2 separate regions of the Homo sapiens genome follow, and region 1 is linked to region 2. The links are chromatin contacts, found by Hi-C or POLR2A ChIA-PET in ENCODE. All regions are on one chromosome and are shown on one strand. The core of a region is the stretch at or near the end of the contact, and the rest is flanking DNA. Distances in the headings are between cores, read along the strand shown. Region 1 overlaps PLD3 (phospholipase D family member 3). Region 2 holds the start of MAP3K10 (mitogen-activated protein kinase kinase kinase 10).

Region 1 (3,569 bases), core at 894-3,393, 170 kb after region 2:
TAGAGAGAGGGTTTCACCACATTGGCCAGGCTGGTCTTGAACTCCTAACCTCAGGTGATCCACCCACCTCGGCCTCCCAAAGTGCTGGGATTACAGGCGTGAGCCACCACACCCGACCTGCTAGATCCTTTTTAGGCATCCCCATTTGTCTTCCTGCCATGAAAAGAGGGGATCTAGCATGTTCTACCCTCGCCAGTCTGGGATCTGACATTGGTAGGGAGGAGTTTGCAAGTTATCCCTACAAATCTAGGTTGGATCTTGGAGTAAGGGGAGCACCTAGCTCTGAGAGTTTTCTTTTTCTTCTTTTTCAAAAAAGAGTAATGCGCGCCCCTGATTTTTTAAAAGGTAATGAAACTGGTGACGCCTGTGTTTGCTTTATAATTATTTCTCAACCTACACCGAGATATTTTCTATACTTCTCTGAAAATAGCTTATGTTTCACAATTTTAAAAAAGAAAATAGGCTGGGCACAGTGGCTCATGCCTGTAATCCCAGCACTTTGGGAGGCCAAGGCAGGCGGATCACGAGGTCAGGAGTTCGAGACCAGCCTGGCCAACTTGGTGAAACCCTGTCTCTACTAAAAATACAAAAATTAGCTGGTCGTGGTGGCAGGCGCCTGTAATCCCAGCTACTCGGGAGGCTGAGGCAGGAGAATCGCTTGAAACCACAAGGCGGAGGTTGCAGTGAACCAAGATTGTGCCACTGCACTCCAGCCTGGGCAAAAGAGCGAAACTCCGTCTCAGAAAAAAGAAAATAGGGGCCAGATGTGGTGGCTCATGCCTGTAATCTCAGAACTTTGGGAGGCCAAGGTAGGAGGATCACTTGAGTCCAGGAGTTCAGCCTGGGCAATAAGCAAGACCCCGTCTATACAAAATTAAAAAAAAAAAAATTAGCTGCGGCTGGGCGCGGTGGCTCATGCCTGTAATCCCAGCACTTTTGGGGGCCTAGACGGGCGGATCACGAGGTCAGGAGATCGAGACCATCCTGGCTAACATGGTGAAACCCCATCTCTACTAAAAAATACAAAAAAAAAATTAGCCGGGCATGGTGGCGGGCGCCTGTAGTCCCAGCTACTCGGGAAGCTGAGGTGGGCGAATTGCTCGAACCAGGGAGGTGGAGGTTGCAGTGAGCCGAGATGGCGCCACTGCACTCCAGCGTGGGAGAGACAGAGCGAGACTGCGTCTCCAAAAAAAAAAAAAAAAGCAGCTGGGCATGGTGGCACGTGCCTGTAGTCCCAGCTGCTTGGGAGGCTGAGGCAGGAGGATTGCTTGAGCCTGGGAAGTTGAGGCCGCAGTGAGCTATGATCATGCTGCTGCACTCCAGCCTAGGGAACAGAACTCTGGCACTAAAAAAAGAAAAGAAAAGAAAAGAAAATAGGCTTACAATAAAAAGCAATCTTGACCTACCCCAAAATCCCACTCCCTTGAAGACAACCACTTCTGCCCTGTTGCTTCTCTCAGTAATACTCCTTTTCTGCAGTTATCTCTTGACTTCCTGCCATGTGTGTTTGGGGGAGCTTGAGGGAAGAGGGTGTCCCTGTCTCATTGAGAGAGGTGCCACCCTGCCGTGAAAAGAGGTGCCACCCTCTGTCAATTAGGAGAGGAGGGATGAGAGAGGAAAGGGGTCTCCAGTGTATTTCTCCAGCCGGGGCCTTAAATCCCTCTTGGGAGATATGGGATGGGGTGGATCGGAAAATAAATTTTTTTAAATCCCTACCAAAATATCAGCTGGCTTTTTTTAAAAAATCAAATACCAAAATCTAAATAGACTCCAACAGAAAATTCACCATCTCCTCTGACCTTTTCTTCCCATCTCATGCTGTGAACTGTCTTCTGTTGACTTTATCGCTACCTTTCTTCATTCTGTTATTCAACCATGATCTCTCCGTTTCATTTTATAAGCGTTTTATTAATTTCATTTATGTATTTATTTTTGACTAGGTAATGCATGTCCATGGTACACAAATTCACAAGGTTTGTAAATGAGAAAAGACGTGAGGTTCCTTTTGTTCTTTACCTGTGGCCTCCCTGCCCTACACGGGGACTCTAGGGTGGAATGTAGCAAAGCCCATCCACCAGCCATGTACTACCCCCCAACCCGGCCAGGCTGGAGCGACCGTGTCTGGGGAGCCGAGCCCCGCTTCTCGCTGCGGTGAGCCCGGACTGGGGCACGCACTGCGCAGACTCCCCGCTGCAGTGGGCGGAGCTCCCACAGGCCCCGCCCCCTCCTCCCACCCTCGTTCAGCCTGTCCAGACAGAAGCTGGGGCCCACCGGAGGTAGCTGCAGACGCCTGAGAGCGAGGCCGAGGCCCCTCAGGGGTAGGTGGGGGGAGGCTGGCTGGGGGGATGGGCAGCGGGGTGGCAGGGAGGCCCCGATGATCCCTGGCTGAGCTGTGTGGTGTGGGGGCACCTGAGGGCGGAGGAGCCACCTAGAATATACCCCCTGTCCCAGGGCTGAGAAAAGCCAGGCACAAAGACCTGGGGCTCCGCTGACCTCATCCAGCGCTGCCTTTCTTGGGGTGTCTACAGGTTGGAGGAGGGAGAAGGGGGCTGCTAGAGGGGAGCTGCGTGGGTGCTGATGGGGGCAGGGTGGGCACTGCAGAGTGAAGAGCAGGCAGCAGAGCGTTGGATTTTGAGGGATTTCGAAATCCTGCTGACCAGTGACCAGCTTCCTCTTTTTGGGGTGGTGGGCAGTGTGCCAGTGGCCCCCATGATTATGAATAGCCCCAAGACTAATCACTCTTCTGTGATGTCTGTCCCTGGAAAGCGTAGAACACCCCACACAGTGCCCACTTTTGTTCTGCCAGTTTGGAGACCCTGACACACCCACCTTCTCACCTGGGCTCTGCGTATCCCCCAGCCTTGAGGGAAGATGAAGCCTAAACTGATGTACCAGGAGGTAGGTGGATTGGGGGGCTCAGCAGGGTGGAACTGGGTACAGTGGGGGTGGGGGTTCCCAAGAGCCACCTGTCACCCCCGTTGTTGTCCCCATCCCCAGCTGAAGGTGCCTGCAGAGGAGCCCGCCAATGAGCTGCCCATGAATGAGATTGAGGCGTGGAAGGCTGCGGAAAAGGTAGGAGCCCTCCGCCACCCTCGCTCTGTCTCAGAGACAGGCTGGGCTGCCCCCCTCGGGCTGGCTGACCACCTCCTCCTCCCCACAGAAAGCCCGCTGGGTCCTGCTGGTCCTCATTCTGGCGGTTGTGGGCTTCGGAGCCCTGATGACTCAGCTGTTTCTATGGGAATACGGCGACTTGCATCTCTTTGGGCCCAACCAGCGCCCAGCCCCCTGCTATGACCCTTGCGAGTAAGTGGGGGGTGCTGCAGTTGGTGGGGGAGGGGCCTGCCAGACCAGGTACACTTAAGCACACACTAAACAGGGCCTGCACTCAGCCCTACCCAGCGCTTGCGACAAGTGAGGAGGTTGCAGGCTCCCAAGTGCTCGCCCGCCCCCTCCTCCTCCACACACATAGTTTCTATGGCAGCCACAGCGTCATCTTCTGTCAGGCCTGTGAACAGACACAGCATCTTCCACCCACATCTGTGGACCCACACACACATCTCAATACACGA
Region 2 (3,820 bases), core at 519-3,018:
TCCTGGACTCCAGTAATTCTCCCTCCTCGGCCTCTGAAAGTGCTGGGATTACAGGCATGAGCCACCGTGCCCAGCTAGTTGCATATATTTTGAGCAATCTGTCTCTAACTCTATTTTTTCCATGAAGTCTTGTTAATTTTAGTGCACCGTTTTGAAGAACTGAAGGTTTTTTAAGAATGCATATAGCAGGTTATAGCAGAAACACTTATACTCAGAATGAAGCTGGGGCTCTCTCTTCCAACAAGCATTTTTGATATGCTCCGAGTGTCCCTGCTAGGTAGCCAGGAGACCAGGTAACCCACTTCCCTCTGACAATGGAACAATTCCCCAAGGACCCTGAGGGGCAGTTCTCTGGAGTTTGGGCACTAGAGTCCCTCTTATTTCCTCTTCTTCTCTCCTCCCTCTAGACCCCATACCACTCAGGAGAGGCCAAGTAAAAAGACCCAGAATTTTGCCTCTTACAAGCTTAGAGATCTTGAAGAAGTCACTGAACCTCTGCGGGACCTACTTTCCTCATTCTTTAAATAGAAAGGCAGTGGGTTTTTTGTTTGTTTGTTTTTTGTTGTTTTTTTTTTTGTTGTTGTTGTTTTTGTTAATCGTGGCGATGGTTATTTATTTATTTATTTATTTTGAGACGGAGTCTTGCCCTGTCGTCCAGGCTGGAGTGCTGTGGCGTGATCTTGGCTCACTGCAACCTCCACCTCCCAGGTTCAAGCGATTCTCCTGCCTCAGCCTCCCGAGTAGCTGGGATAGATTACAGGCGCACACCACCACGCCCGGCTAATTTTTTTTTTTTTTTTTAAATAGTAGAGACGGGGGTTTCACCATGCTGGCCAGGCTGGTCACGAACTCCTGGCCTCGTGATCCGCCCGCCTTGGCCTCCCATAGCGCTGAGATTACAGGCGTGAGCCACCGCGCCCGGCCTGGTTGTTAATTTTTAAAACTGCCTTTCATTTTTGCTTTGCCATTTATAGCTCTGTAGCCTTGCACAAATGACTTCACTTCTCTATGAGTCATCTGTAAAATGGGGCTCTTTGTGAAGACTTAACGATACCACGTGTACAAAGCACTGAATACAACATGCACATTAAGCTCCCCGAAATTGAAACTCCTATAAAATAGGAATCGGGGATTCTCAAGAGCAGGAGTTCTGACTTCAGCAGAGGAACCCAGAGCTGGTGGGGAAAGCAGACGTGGCTGTGACATCCCCAGGGACACTAAACACATCCTCCCAGCCCCATCTTCCCCGCAGAGTCCCGCCACCGGCCCGACCCCTAACTTGCTCCAACCACCCGCCGACGCCCGCAGCCCGCTGTTTGGGGGCCGCCCCCTGCAGCGCCAGGTCCCCGCGCGGACTACAGTTCCCAGCGTACATCTCGGTCGGGGGGTCCGAGGGGCCGTCCTGCCTCAGGGATAAGGTCCAGGCTGCGTTCGCGGCTCCGGGCAGTCACAGTCATGCACGCAGCTCCTATTTTTCGCGTTGCTAATCGCGTCCGTTGCAGTCCAACCCATCCTGGGCCGCGGCCCCCACAGGGTCTGTGAGGAGCGCTTCCCCCCGCCCCGGGCGCCCGCTACGCCGCGTCCGAAGGAGGGGCCGAGGCCGGGCTCATCTCCCCGGGAGGACTCCTTCGGCTTCGTGGGGTGTCATGTCCATTGCGGCCCGAGGCTGGCCGCGGGGCTCTGCTGGAGGGCGCTGAGAGCCGGGCCCCGAGGCCGCACGGCCGGAGACTACAACTCCCAGGAGGCACCGCGGCGGCGGCGCCCACACGTCACTCGGGCCCCGCCGGTGGCCCGGGGAAGCAGCACGGGCGGGGGGCAGGGGCTGGGGCCGACCGGGAGGCCGGTGCCAAGGATGGGGGCCGCCCGGCTGCCCCGCGCGTGAGGAGGCCGAGGGGCGCGCCACCCCGGCCCGGGGCGGCCGCCCCAGGGGCCCCGCCACCCCCGCCCGGCCCGGCAGTCGTGGCCCGGGATGCGGAGCCGGGGGCCGCCGGTGGAGCTGCGCGGGGTGAGCGGCGCGGGGAACGGGGACTGCCTGCCGCCCTCGCCCTCGTCCCCCACCGGCGGACCCCGGCGGGCATTCGAGAGCCGCGCGGCCAGGCCCTCTTAGCCCTCTGCCGTTTGGGGGGCACGGGTGAACCTGCCGCCCCACTCCCACCCCGCCCCGCCCCGCCCGTACAGCCAAATCGGAAGGGACGAGCCTGCCCTTTGAAAGGGTTTTTTTTCTTGCTCCTGCGGAGGGCGCCCCAGCCATGGCCCTCAGGAGCTCCCTAGACCCCGCAGGGACTGCCCTCCATCCCGGCCGCCGGGGCCCGCCCTCTGCATCCCGCGGGCAGCCTGTGTGAAGCGGCCTCCCGCAGCCCCCGGCCCCTCCCCCATGGAGGAGGAGGAGGGGGCGGTGGCCAAGGAGTGGGGCACGACCCCCGCGGGGCCCGTCTGGACCGCGGTGTTCGACTACGAGGCGGCGGGCGACGAGGAGCTGACCCTGCGGAGGGGCGATCGCGTCCAGGTGCTTTCCCAAGACTGTGCGGTGTCCGGCGACGAGGGCTGGTGGACCGGGCAGCTCCCCAGCGGCCGCGTGGGCGTCTTCCCCAGCAACTACGTGGCCCCCGGCGCCCCCGCTGCACCCGCGGGCCTCCAGCTGCCCCAGGAGATCCCCTTCCACGAGCTGCAGCTAGAGGAGATCATCGGTGTGGGGGGCTTTGGCAAGGTCTATCGGGCCCTGTGGCGTGGCGAGGAGGTGGCAGTCAAGGCCGCCCGGCTGGACCCTGAGAAGGACCCGGCAGTGACAGCGGAGCAGGTGTGCCAGGAAGCCCGGCTCTTTGGAGCCCTGCAGCACCCCAACATAATTGCCCTTAGGGGCGCCTGCCTCAACCCCCCACACCTCTGCCTAGTGATGGAGTATGCCCGGGGTGGTGCACTGAGCAGGGTGCTGGCAGGTCGCCGGGTGCCACCTCACGTGCTGGTCAACTGGGCTGTGCAGGTGGCCCGGGGCATGAACTACCTACACAATGATGCCCCTGTGCCCATCATCCACCGGGACCTCAAGTCCATCAACAGTAAGTGGTGTCCTCTCCCCAAAATTCCTTCCACAGAACCTCTCAAGGCCAGGCCTAGGTGGTGGGAAACAGGGTGAGGGACACCAGATGACACTGTGCCTGGAGTGAGAAGGGGCAGCAGTATGATACCTTCAGGGTGAAGGTGAGGTAGGCCTTGCCTGCCTTAAGGGAGAAAAAGGAGGCTCAGAAAGGTTGAAGGACTTACCTGCCTCCCAGGCTGCAGAGTCACAATCGCTCAGTAAACATGTATCCATGAACACCTGCGTTCCCTGCATGAACAGGACAGATGCAGTGCCTGCCTTCAAGGTGCTTGCCATCCAGCCATGCTGCCAGAGTCCACCAGGCAGAGACAAAAAGAGCCTACCCCGTCTGGAGTCAGTGTCTCTCAACCCCAGCACTATTGGCACTTGAGGCCAGATCATTGTTGTAGGGGCTGTCCTGTAAATTGTGAGTTGCTTAGCGGCATCTTTAGCCTCTTCCCACTAGATGTCATTAGCATTCCCTGCCCCCTCTCCCCAGCTATGACAACCAAAAGTGTCTCCAGGCATTGCAAATGTCCCCTGGGGGGCAGAATCACCCCCAGTTGAGAACCATTTCCTGGAGTCTTCATAGGCCGAGCTGGCCAAGGCAAACTGGAAAAGATGAGGGAGGAATTAAATTGATGTGGCTTATATAAAAGCTTCCAGGCTGCCTGATAGGTTCTCCAAAGTTGATTGGTTGGTTGAATAAATAATGGAGCCAGGTAGAAGGGAACATTCTGCAAG

The links. Hi-C counts contacts between places; a loop is a spot of excess contacts on that map. ChIA-PET counts read pairs that join two places held with the same protein, here RNA polymerase II (POLR2A). Pooled maps may share reads with other maps.
Region 1: a loop to region 2 is called in a pooled map, with 3 times the contacts of the local background. The contact joins the enhancer-like site here to the promoter of MAP3K10 in region 2. A Hi-C loop is called at or near these places in 2 of 50 pooled maps. POLR2A ChIA-PET finds 5 or more read pairs at or near these places in 5 of 52 experiments (HepG2, WTC11, activated CD4-positive, alpha-beta T cell and 2 more).

What each region holds. Positions count from the first base shown.
Region 1 is chr19:40,363,613-40,367,181 of GRCh38, forward strand. It overlaps PLD3 (phospholipase D family member 3), which reads left to right. Exons shown (of 13, transcript NM_012268.4): 2 at 2,106-2,318; 3 at 2,807-2,898; 4 at 2,998-3,072; 5 at 3,161-3,303. The coding sequence starts at 2,872. Among named protein-coding and RNA genes, the nearest start is that of MIR6796, 4.4 kb to the right of the region's middle. Within about 2 kb of position 2,144, at least 11 of the 41 ENCODE cell types and tissues checked have a DNase peak (open chromatin) inside an H3K27ac peak, as active enhancers do.
Region 2 is chr19:40,189,658-40,193,477 of GRCh38, forward strand. MAP3K10 (mitogen-activated protein kinase kinase kinase 10) reads left to right here and starts at 1,769. Exons shown (of 10, transcript NM_002446.4): 1 at 1,769-3,056. The coding sequence starts at 2,375. RefSeq lists an enhancer at 997-1,236 and silencers at 1,397-1,896, 2,167-2,466.